Regions from separate parts of the Mus musculus genome. Here region 1 is linked to region 2. Evidence: chromatin contacts called from ENCODE Hi-C or POLR2A ChIA-PET data. All regions are on one chromosome and are shown on one strand. The core of a region is the stretch at or near the end of the contact, and the rest is flanking DNA. Distances in the headings are between cores, read along the strand shown. Region 1 overlaps Mapt (microtubule-associated protein tau). Region 2 overlaps Mapt (microtubule-associated protein tau).

Region 1 (5,994 bases), core at 3,154-5,653, 35 kb after region 2:
TGTGGCCTCCTAGGTTGGCACAGCCCTGTCCTGAATTCTATCAGAATTCTGTTTTCAAGGACAGCAGATGGAATGGGCCCCAGCTGGGACTCCTCTTTGCCAGGACAGTAGATGTTCAGCCTGAACCTGAGGGGTGGGTGTGTTAGTTAGAGTTTTATTTCTGTGAAGAGACACCATGACCACAGCAACTCTTATAAAAGAAAGCATTTAACTAGGATTGACAGTTCAGAGGTTTTTAGTCCATTGTTATCATGGCAGGAAACAAGGTGGCACGCAGGTAGACGTGGTGATGGAGAGGTAGCTGAGATTTCTACATCTGGATCAGAAAGTAGAAAAAAATGACAGTGACACACTGGCCAGGCCACAAAGCACACCCCACAATGACACACTTCCTCCAACAAAGCCACACTTACTCCAACAAGGCCACACCTCCTAATTATGCCACTCCCAATGGGGCCATTTTTATTCAAACCACCACAAGGGGTATTAAAGTGTTATGGAGCATGGGGTGATACTGGACTTAACCCCATGGCCAGAGCATTTGTTCCTCTGTTACAATGGGCAGCTGGCTCTTAGAGCCTCTGGAGAGTCCCAGCCAACATCTGCACCATAACAAAGAATAAAGAAAAAAGAACCACATGTATTCCTATTGATACACAGAGCTACCCTAAAAACTCTTCAACCATGATGTCTTATTTAGGGTTTCCTTAGTTGTGAAGAGATACCATGACCAAGGCAACTCTTAGGACAGCATTTAATTGGGGCTGGCTTACAGGTTCTGAGGTTAATTGGGGCTGATTTACAGGTTCAGAGGTTCAGTCCATTATCATCATGGTGAATAGCATTGCAGCGTCCAGACAGTCACGGCTCTGGAGTAGCTCAGAGTTCTACATCTTGTTCCAAAGGCAGCTAGGAGTAAGATCTCTAAGCTCTTCCCCACAGTGGCATACTTCCTCCAACAAGGCCACACCTCCTAACAGCCACTCCCTGGACCAAGCAAATTCAAAGCACCACACAAGGTGAAGTAAACACCACCAGAATGGCCACCTCCCATGATGAGTCTTACGTGCTGGACAAAGAGCATTATCCCCGCTTCGAGCACAGCCATGCTAACGAAAGCCTAGGGGAGTCAGCAAAGAAAATCCTTCAGCCATTAATGCGTTCCCTGAGCTGAACAATGAGGAGCTGTGACCTGAAGGTGGAGCGGCCACTGGGAAGACCAGAGAGGGCTTTCTGCTCAAGCAGGAGCAGGCTTTCCAGATACATTGTCAGGTTGTCAATATAAGGGCTTTGCTTCCGTTGAACCTGGGTGATTAAAAGGTATATCTTCACACACCAGGAGGTGGTGTTATACACCTTTAATCCCTGCACTCAGGAGGCAGAGGCAAGCCAATCTCTGTGAGTTCGGGGCCAGTATGGTCTAAAGAGTGAGTTCCAGGATAGCCAGGTCTGCATAGAGAAACCCTGTCTCACCCACATTCTCATCCAAGAACCCCAAGAGTGGAACATGGTTGTGTAAGGGGCACTGGTCCCTTCCTGGTTTGATCATCGGGCTACAGTGTCCACACTAAAGAGATTACAGCTCAATAGGACACAGTTCTCAGGTTCCTCTTGAGGTCTGAGGGCTCACTGTATATGTTCCAGAGTCTCCCCCACAGCCCCCCGCCGATGATGGAGCGGAGGAACCAGGGTCGGAGACCTCCGATGCTAAGAGCACTCCAACTGCTGAAGGTGGGGCCTCCCTACTCCCACCACTCCATTCATTCAGCTTACCTTGCTTTGAGCTTCCCCTCCCAACTCCACGCTACGCACTAGGGTTGCGGCTGCGCACTGTGTGCCACCCTCCCGGCTGCACTCGCTGCTTCCTATCCTGATGGCTGAGATGCGCTAGCCCGGTGCTTTGCAGGGTAGTGGGAGCGGGGACCTGCTTCTATGCCTGGCTCAACAGTGTGCGCCTTGAGCATCATTATCGTGCGTGTTGCCCTGAATGTTCCATGCTTGAAGAAGCTGGTCTGTGTAGCACAGCGAGGCTCACACACAGCTCAACAGGGTTCCCATCCTGAATCTGCTACCTTCCATGACCCCCTCAGAAGCCTCCACCTTACTTTTCTTTCAGGGATTCAAAGACCAGAATGCTCATTTGGCTGAGGAGGGGGCAGGTCAGAAGTCTCCCGCTCATCTGTTAGGAGCGGGTTTTGGTGTGGCATCTTCGTTTCTTGGGCTCTGGATTTTGGGCATGGAGTACGTTTCATCTCCTGTAATCTGTTCACTCCAGATATGTGGTGTCTAGGTTGTCGCAAAGCTCATTGTCTTTTTTCCTGAAATGCTCCCTGGTCGGCTGTCTTGCTTCCCAAGTGGGTTAGTTATAGTGCCACTGTTGGCTGCTGGAACCCAAAAGCTCTACCAACTGAAGAGGCTTTTTGCCTTGCAATCATAAGATACCCGGACATGGGCATAGCTCCCTAACGCCATGTATGCGCTTCTGTCTTTGTCTTCTGCCATCCTACGTGGTTGGACTGTTGCTTCATTGTTGAAGAATAGCTGCTGCGCTCCCAAACACTGTCATCTGCCTTGGAACAAGAACCATGGCTGGTGAGACAGCTCAGAGGATGAAGGCGTTTACCATGCAAGCCTGGGGACCCGAGTTCAATTCCCCAGAACCTTTGTAAAGGAGGAAGGACAGAACCGACTCTACAAAGTTGTCCTTTAAGTTCCCACACACTGTGATGGCATGTGCCCACAGAGATGTATTACACACGTGTTCCATAATAATGAATGAAAGACAGGCAGAGGTGGTGCACGCCTTTAATCCCAGCACTTGGGAGGCAGAGGCAGGCAGATTTCTGAGTTTGAGGCCAGCCTGGTCCACAGAGAGGGCTCCAGGACAGCCAGTGCTACACAGAGAAACCTGTCTCAAAAAAAAAAAAAAAAAAAGCAAATAATAAAAATAAGAATGAATGAAATTGAAATTAAAAACAAAAACAAAACAAACAAAAACAGTCACCAAAAGGACCCCGAAGAAGCCAATGTGTTGCCAAAACTAAATCAAGAGTTTTCTATTATAAGCTCCTCCTGGATGTTTTCATTTTCATTCACTGGCCAGAACTGGCTCTCTGGCCACCGTGGGCTGCATGGCTGTCCCCACCTTGCTTTTGGATCCATTGAGTAGAAGAAATCAAGGAAAAGGGACATGGAGAATGGCTTTTAACTAATCGTCCATAGCTCCTCCAGCCTTCCAAGGAGGTTGGAGCTTCCACTCTGAGCCCTTTCTGCATCCCTGAACATGGCTTGGGCGTTCTGTTACAGAAAGAGAATTTGGCCAGGCCCTCTCCCGCAGCATCTGCCTTTGGATAAATCCAGAACATAGCTGTCAAGCTCCTGCCAATTGTTCGGCATGCTGGCCCATCCCCGGAGGATGCAGGTGGCATGGCCCTTAGCCTGGTGACAACCTCCTGGCTAGATTTCCTTTGCCCTTCTGAAAACCAGCGATGCAAGACACTTCCTGCTCATCCTGTTAGAACAGGTCTGCAAGCTGTCTGCCACCCTGAGAAAGCCTTGGAGCCAAAGCTGGGGCAGGCTTCCCAAACGTGGCTTTCACTGCTCTGTCACCATTGTCCAGGAAGAAACAACCCACTCATGCAGTCTGGACCTGTACATGCGTGGGCCCCCACATGCCTCACTCACCCTCAGGGAGGGAGGCAGCTGGGGCTGAGCTCAGCGAGCTGTTTTATCTGCACCAGACAGGATCATAAGGAAAATAGCCTTTGTGGACTAGCTGTGTGGAATTCTGGGAATCCCTTGAAACCGGCCACTCCTTGGGTGTGCCTCGCATACCTAGTAGAGAGGCTGGGGGTTCGGGAGGAGCTAAAGTGCTTGCTTTGAAAAGATGCCCCCAGGTCCTGGTCTGGGATCTCTTATCTCTTGCATCATCGAGGAAACTGGATCTGGCCTGGTTATTGCCACATAAGGAACTCTGGTGCCTTTTAATGAGATGTGAGGAGGTTGGGGGCAGGGAATTAGAAGTGGTAGAAGTTTTAAAGGTCACCTACAGATGGCACTCTTGTTCTACACTTGTGGAAACAAAGGCTAGGGTGACAAAAGGCTTACTCAAAGCCCCACAGGAAAGCGGCTCAGTCTATTTCTCAGCTTCCTCATATTGCCTGATGAGTCCCAGCTGCGGGGCCCCTGCATTGCAGTGAGGATCACACAGCTGACCCCCAGGAGTCAGGCTGTGTCCCTCGTCATCCTTACATGACCCCTGTAGGCTTTCCAGGCAGGGGGTCCTCCTGTTAGTGTGCTTCCTGGGGAGATGGGCAGGAAGGAGGACTGTGGCCCTGCTTTGAGCTGGCTTTTCTTGCATGTGGCTGGCAGGCCCCACTCCTTGCACTGCCCCTGCATAAGCAGAGGGGTGACTGTTGGTGGTTTCCAGACGTGACTGCGCCCCTAGTGGATGAGAGAGCTCCCGACAAGCAGGCCGCTGCCCAGCCCCACACGGAGATCCCAGAAGGAATTACAGGTGAGGGTGAGCCCCGGAGCTGCCTTGGACAGGTCACCCTCATAGTCGGGTGCAGCAGATGAGTAAGCCGCTCTGGCTTCTGGGGCTCCTGGCTATTTAGCAGTGGCGGCCTTGGAGTCTGACTGCCTCCCACAAGGCTACAGAGTCCTCTGATTCCTGCTGGCCCCCACCTCAGTCAGTGTGCCTATTAGAAAGGTTCTCAACAGAGTTCTCTGGGGAAGGTTTCCTGCCTTCTTCACATTTTCTCCAGGCCCAGCAATAGTAAGTAGCAGGTCACCTTTAGGGGACAGTTTACTCCCAGGAGCACCAAGCAGGCTACATCGACTACATAACTGAATCCTTCTGATGGTCTAATGGGATGGTGCTGTTGTTCGGAAATGTGACCTCACGTCCATCTTTCGGGTTCGGTCTATGTAGTCTGCTCTACCAATGTGGGTGACAAGGAATTAGGCAGCGAAGCAGCAAAAAGAATCCTGGGCTCGGACGCTCAGTCCTTCGTAAGTCATCCTGCAGGGACGGAGGGCTAGGCAAGAAATCATCATAGCCCAGAGCCTGGTACCTTCCCTTTGTGCTGTCCTCCATGGCCTCAGGGAGAACTCCAGCAGTTAGCAGGATGAACCCAAGTTGCCCAGTTAGCTACCGAGACATGCCTGATCTCACCGTGGCAGAGATGGGAAGACCCCTTGCTGAGGAGTGCCTCTCTGCAACTATGCCAGTCACTCCTCCTCCTTACAGTGATCCAATGTCTGACTAAGGCAACTCTAGGGTCTGTTAGGGCTCGTCGTGGTTTTAGGGGATAGACTCCATGTGACAGGTGGCGGCACGGTGGCGGTCACACTGCATCTGCAGTTAGGAAGCAGACAGCAGCGAATGCTGGTGCTTAGCTGGCTTTCTCCTTTTTCCCCAGGACCCCAGCCCATGGGATGGTGACACCCATATTCAGGGTAGGTTTTCCCTGCTCAGTTAAACCTTTCTGTGAATACCCCCGGAAGATGCGCCCAGGGGTGTGTCTCCTAGGTGGTTCCAAGTCTAGCAAGTTGACAATGAAGAGTGAGCACCCTAGGAGCCTATAGCCAGCCTTCTCTCGCACACCCATGGAGAATGCCCACTACAGAGCCACCCCGGCTTTCAAAATGTGTTTCTGCTTTGCAAAGTGATTGACTGGCAGTAGTGGCTTCTGAGACAGAAGGGGTTAGATGTTCTTAAATCCTGGCCAGGCCTCAGCCTTGCTCATGAAGGATGCTTGAAGGTCACAGACACCTTACGGGGGTGAAGTCATGGGTCATATGATACTTTTTGTCTCTGGCTATTCTTTCAAAGGTTTTTTGTTTTTGTTTTTTTTTTTAGATTCATTTATTTTATGTATGTGAGTACACTGTCACCGACTTCAGACACACCAGAAAAGAGAATCAGATCCCATTACAGATGGTCATGAGCCACCATGTGGGGGCTGGGAATTGAACTCAGGACCTCTGCAT
Region 2 (5,597 bases), core at 1,291-3,790:
GGCTGTGAACAGGGTCGGGTCTGTGGCCTGGGTTACTGGCATTCCAGCTGACTCCTAGAGTTTCAGTTCTGCATAGAGGTGTTAGATTGTCAGATTTGGGTTGGAGAGATGGCTCAGCAGTTAAGAGCACTGGATGAGCTTCTAAAGGGCCTCGGTTTCATTCCCAGCACTCACACAATGGCTTACCACTGTCTGTGACTTAGTCCCAGAGGATACAGTGCCTTCTGCTCACCTCCAAAGGCATGGGGCATACACATGGTACACACAGGCACATGTAAGCAAGACACCCATATCTTAAATAAATAAATAAATAAATAAATAAATAAATAAATAATTTTTAAGCAGCTGGAATTGCCAAAATAGAACACAGGGTGTCCAAGAGCTGGAGAGATGGCTCATTGGTTAAATGATCCAGAGGATCCAAGTTCAATGCCCAGCTCCCATATCCTGTAACTTCAACTCCAGGGGAATTCTCTTCTGGCCTCTATGGCCCTGCACTCCTGTGCACATACCCTACTCCCTCACATACATACCCATAACTAAAAATATAATCTATGAAAAAACACACAGGGTGTCCAGTTGAATTTGGATACCAAAATAATAATAATAATAATAATAATAATAATAAAGAGGCTACAAAATGTCCCCTTTAGATTTCCAGAGGAGCCTTCAAGGGAAGTGGATCAAAATGCTTCTATCATTTCCTGTCACACCACACACACACTGAAAAGCCCTGGACTGGAGGCCACTGTTAAAGACTGACAGCCATTTTCTCATGTGAAGAGGCCTTCCAAGCCAAGGTGAGCACAGGCCAGCTCAGTAAAGGTTTCTTTCTGTCATTGTCTTTCACACCCGATCTGTTCCCCACACTCAAAGGATCCACTGTTCTGGACACATAAGGGCTCTGGGATCATCCAGAATAGGCCATGGTGCTAAGACCCCAGGATTACTCTCCAGATACCAAGGGCTTATAGAAGAGAAAATGTACCTGGTGGAAGAAAGAGCAGGAAAGGAGAATGAACACGAAAAGCTATTTGGTCTCACCTATAATAGGTGGCTGGTCCACAAGGTGAGATGTCCTCACTGTTCACCAGACAGCAGAAATCCAGAATGGTGTGGGCGGTGACTGCAGCTTATTAACCAGGCTGCAGCCTTTGACAGAGCCTCAGAGTCGGAGAGGAACTGCCTAAGAGAGTGGTCCTTAAAGTAGTCTTTATTCTCCACCCCACCCCACCCCGTGTATGACCTGTTAAAAAGATAAATATGTACACCAATGCACCAGCTCACCTCAGAGGATATATCTGTTCGAAGCATCTAGCTGGATTGATTGCTTGGTGGGTCACATCTGTAATTATAGACTTGAGGTGCTAAGTAAGGATTATAAATTCAGAATCAACCCGGGAAACACAAAAAGACCCTGTCCCAGATAACACTCTTAACTCCCCACAAAAGCTCAAGGCCTTCTACAAAGACTGTTCTTTTAAACACACACCCCTCCCCGCCAGTGGCATGCCTGGGAAGAGGTTCTGATCTGCCCTAACCATCTTATGTCACACAGAAACAGGGAAGCGGTTGCACCAGGCCCCTGCCAGCTATCCTCAACACTTCACTGCCTTACACAGAACCTTCCAGTTAAGCCACAGGATGAGACTAGCCGAGGAGCAGCCAGGCATGCTTGTACACACCTTTAATCCCAGCCACTTGGGAGGCAGAGGCAGGCGGATCTCTGTGAATCCGAGGCCAGCCTGGTCTATAGAGTGAATTCCAAGACAGCTAGGGCTACCAAGTAGAGAGAGTCTGTCTCAAAACAACAACAAAATAGCTTAGAAGCATGGCATACATGGGTATGTACATGTGTCTGTGTAAAACATGTTTATAACATAAGACATAGTTGAACCCGGGAACCAAATGTTCTTGTAGACCCACAGATGGACGGGATAGGTGAGCAAGGAGAAATGGGTTAGTGTGTTTAAGTCCCTACCTTAACATAGATGGGAACGAACGATCTACACTGCCCAGTGGGGAACTGCATGTCATGTGACAACATAGATGGAACTATCTGATTTATAATCCCAAATCCTTTTTATGTCAAAAATAGCCCCACTGCTATTTTTTCCTCTTGGTGCTTTCACATAGATGACTTCATTGCGTGCCCCTCCAGGCCGTTCCAGAGCCAGTGGCACTTCCTGTTTGGAAGGGGAGGAAATGGGTGCTGCCTGTCTCCATCTCCCTACCTTCCTGGGTGCAGATGCCACACCCTGCCCCTGCACAGTCCTCCCCCAGGCAGCTCATCATGGTGAGCGGGACTCCTTCAGAATCCCTGCCTGCTCACATCACCCCTGCTTCCTCTGAAGGACTCAGAGAACATACTGGAGACCCTGCGGAGTTAAAGGAGCCGAGGCGATGTGGTACCTCAGTGTTCTCCAAGTCTTTAGCAAGTACACGCGGTTACCAGCCTTGGCAGGCTAGCTGAGCACCTGGCAGCCTCAGCCGGGAGAACCTTCCAGATGGGCTGTAGGCTTCCAGCACAGGTGCCGAGAATGATGCTCTTCCCAGGCTCAGACCCTTGGGCTGGTCACCCATGTGGTCCAGGTCCCAGGTCTTGGGCCCATTTTTGGAATTTCTATTTGGAGATGTGGGGGTGGCCACTGAGCATGGGACAGATGGTGCATTCCTGGTTCAGCTCATTGCCTCAGCACAATGAGATCGTGCCAGCATGTTTGCAGATGCTTTCTGGTTTTCTCCTTAAGGAAGTCGAGCTCCAAAGTGGCTTGATAGCTTTCCCATGGGCCCTTAGCTCATAGCAGCCTCACTGGGCAGTGCAGGGGCTGCTTGGCCTTTTTCCTGTATTGCTTCCTGAGAGCTCTCCTCCCATCCTTGCTCTGGATGCTCTGGTCCCCCAACCCAGCACCCATTTACCAGAGGCCTAGCATTGCCCTTTGACCCTTCCCAGTCCTCCAAGGAATCCAGACTGTAGCCTTCCAGTAGGAATAGGGTGGCTGTGTGGATGCCTTCCTGTGCATTGGAATCCCACAAACACACCACACAAACCCATCATCTGCAGGCTGCAGAGGACACGTATGGAGTCCACAAGACACGGAGGCACATCTGCAGAGCCCTGCTGTGTGGCCCAGGTGAGAGAAGCAGGAGATGGAAGAGTTCTAGACACTGACTGGTGTGCAGCTGAGGCCTGCCTGGCCCTCAGCGCTGTCCAGCACCACCTAACAACATGCATGGATGTAAACTTCACACAGGATTGCCATATAGCGGGACAGAGACACAGCTCAACATGAATCCAAGGAAATCTGAATGAGGACATTTCTTACTCTGTTTCCCTCCATAGGCTTTTAGGTGAAACTTAGCTGGTAATATCCCTTTATTTGTCCTAATAGTTGGGTTAGGAATTGAAAATATTGGATCAAGACTCTTAAGAATTTCTCCATTGTTTGGGTTTTTTTTTAATCTTAAAAAAGCAAAAACAGAAACAAACCACTTTAGATTTATTTATTTTAGGTATATGAGTGTTTTGCACACATGGATGTCTGTGCACCACGCTCATGCCTATGCCTGAGGTGGTCAGAAGAAGACATAGAAAACCTTGGAACTGGACTTAGGGATTGTTGTGACCCCATGTGGGTGCTGAGAATCAAGCCCTGTTCTCTGCAAACATAACAAGTGTTCTTTTGTTTTGTTTTGTTTGTTTGTTTTGTTTTTTGTTTGTTTGGATTTTTGTTTTCCGAGACAGGGTTTCTCTGTATAGCCCTGGCTGTCCTGGAACTCACTTTGTAGACCAGGCTGGCCTCGAACTCAGAAATCCCCCTGCCTCTGCCTCCCAAGTGCTGGGATTAAAGGTGTGTGCCACCACGCCTGGCTATAACAAGTGTTCTTAAGCAATGAGCCATCTCTTTGTTGTTTTGGTTTGAGACTGGATCTCATGTAGACAGGGCTAGCCTTGAACTTCTGCCTCCTGCCCCATCTCTCAAGTGCTGGGATTATAGACATGTGACGCTACATCTGGATTTCCATCAGGAGAGAGTATTCCTTTAGGATACCCCTTACCTGTGGAAAGCCTGGTACAGAGCCAGTGGTAGAGACATCCCAGAAGCAATTGTCCTTGTCCATGAATTCCATACCTGGCCTGAGGCCCAGACATCCAGTTTGAGCATGTCCTCAAACAAACCCAACTTAGCCAGAGTCCAGTGGCTGCTTAGCGTTCTCTCCCTGCACACAGGCTTTGAGAGTCAAGAGGCCCAGCTCCCAACCTACAGGGCAGGACTGCTTTCCCTGGAGAGGCTGAGCAGCCTGGAAGGGAGGCTAAGGGTACCACAAAGTGTTTACAATAGTAGGTGGCAACACACTTCTTCCTCCTCTTCCTCTTCCTCTTCCTCCCCCTCCTCCTCTTGTTTTTCAAGACAGGGTTTTTCTGTGTAGCTCTGGCCATCTTAGAACTTCCTCTGTAGACCAGGCTGTCTTCGAACTCAGAGATCCACCTGCCTCTGCCTCCCAAGTGCTGGGATTAAAGGGACAGCACCTTTCATATTAACCAAGAGACAGGGTATAAAAAGCTCAATGGAGCATCATGTCACCTAGTGCCCCTTGCGATTGCTGCTGTAGGTCCCTCTCCCCCACTGCCACCAATGATCTGAAGACAATTAAGCCCAGAGTGGCCAGATCATCCTAATTTCTCAAGATCAGTTGGAAACTATATTCCCATTAGGGCTGGCAAGATGGCTCAGAGGGTAATGTCACCTGCTGCCAAGTCAGACAGCCTCAGTTCATAGTCTACACAGTAGAAAAAAGGAGCAAGCAACTCCCAAAACTTACCCTCTCCTCCACTTGTGCACCCTGACATGTATACACACACACACACACACACACACACACACACACATTAAATAAAATGTAATACAAAAATTTTAAAGAAATTTCGCTGCCATCAAAAATCCTTGTCATACATCTTTAATCCCAGAATTTGGGAGGCAGAGGCAGGAGGATCTCTGTGAGTGAAAGGAGAGGCAGGAGGATCTCTGTGAGTGAAAGGGTGCTACATTGTGAGTTTCAGGCTAGCCAGAGCTGCCAAGTGAAATCATCTGGAGATAGAGAGAGAGAGAGAGAGAGAGAGAGAGAGAGAGAGAGAGAGAACGAGAACCTTCTTGTCAAGCATTGGCAACTAAGCTGGGGAAATTAATATGTTCCTGGGGTGTTTGTCTGATTTGGACTTATTGTAGAAGAAGCACTTGAGGCAGACAGCAGGTAGAACTTCCTGAGATAAGTAGGACTGTAAGGAAGGGGACAGGAAGGTAAGTCAGAGATCCATGGATCACCAGCAGCTGGGAGCTGTGCCGTAGTGATGAAGCCCCTTGAGCAACTCCTGAATGTCCCTCTCTGCCTCTCATTCACCAGACAACCTTAAGCCACACCCTAAGAGTGCCTCTTAGAACTTGATTCCCTATGGAGAGGCGTAATGGGCTCTCCCTCTGCAGGGTGCTGAGAGGACCAAGCACAGGGACTCTGTCTGGGAACAGGAATATAATGAATGCCCTGTCTCTTTCCCTCCTTCTCATGGCTGCTACTGGGGCTTGTGAATTCTGGAGCGA

Evidence for each region. Hi-C counts contacts between places; a loop is a spot of excess contacts on that map. ChIA-PET counts read pairs that join two places held with the same protein, here RNA polymerase II (POLR2A).
Region 1: a loop to region 2 is called in a map of left cerebral cortex, with 4 times the contacts of the local background. The contact joins two enhancer-like sites. A Hi-C loop is called at or near these places in 2 of 37 maps with a recorded cell type or tissue (both left cerebral cortex). POLR2A ChIA-PET finds 5 or more read pairs at or near these places in 4 of 5 experiments (Patski and embryonic stem cell).

Annotation. Positions count from the first base shown.
Region 1 is chr11:104,285,479-104,291,472 of GRCm38, forward strand. It overlaps Mapt (microtubule-associated protein tau), which reads left to right. Exons shown (of 12, transcript NM_001038609.2): 3 at 1,645-1,731; 4 at 4,430-4,516. Among named protein-coding and RNA genes, the nearest start is that of Mapt, 57 kb to the left of the region's middle. Within about 2 kb of position 4,404, at least 3 of the 3 ENCODE cell types and tissues checked have a DNase peak (open chromatin) inside an H3K27ac peak, as active enhancers do; they include left cerebral cortex, where a contact is called at or near this core.
Region 2 is chr11:104,252,239-104,257,835 of GRCm38, forward strand. The region is part of intron 1 of Mapt (microtubule-associated protein tau); the gene reads left to right. Among named protein-coding and RNA genes, the nearest start is that of Mapt, 24 kb to the left of the region's middle. Within about 2 kb of position 2,541, at least 2 of the 3 ENCODE cell types and tissues checked have a DNase peak (open chromatin) inside an H3K27ac peak, as active enhancers do; they include left cerebral cortex, where a contact is called at or near this core.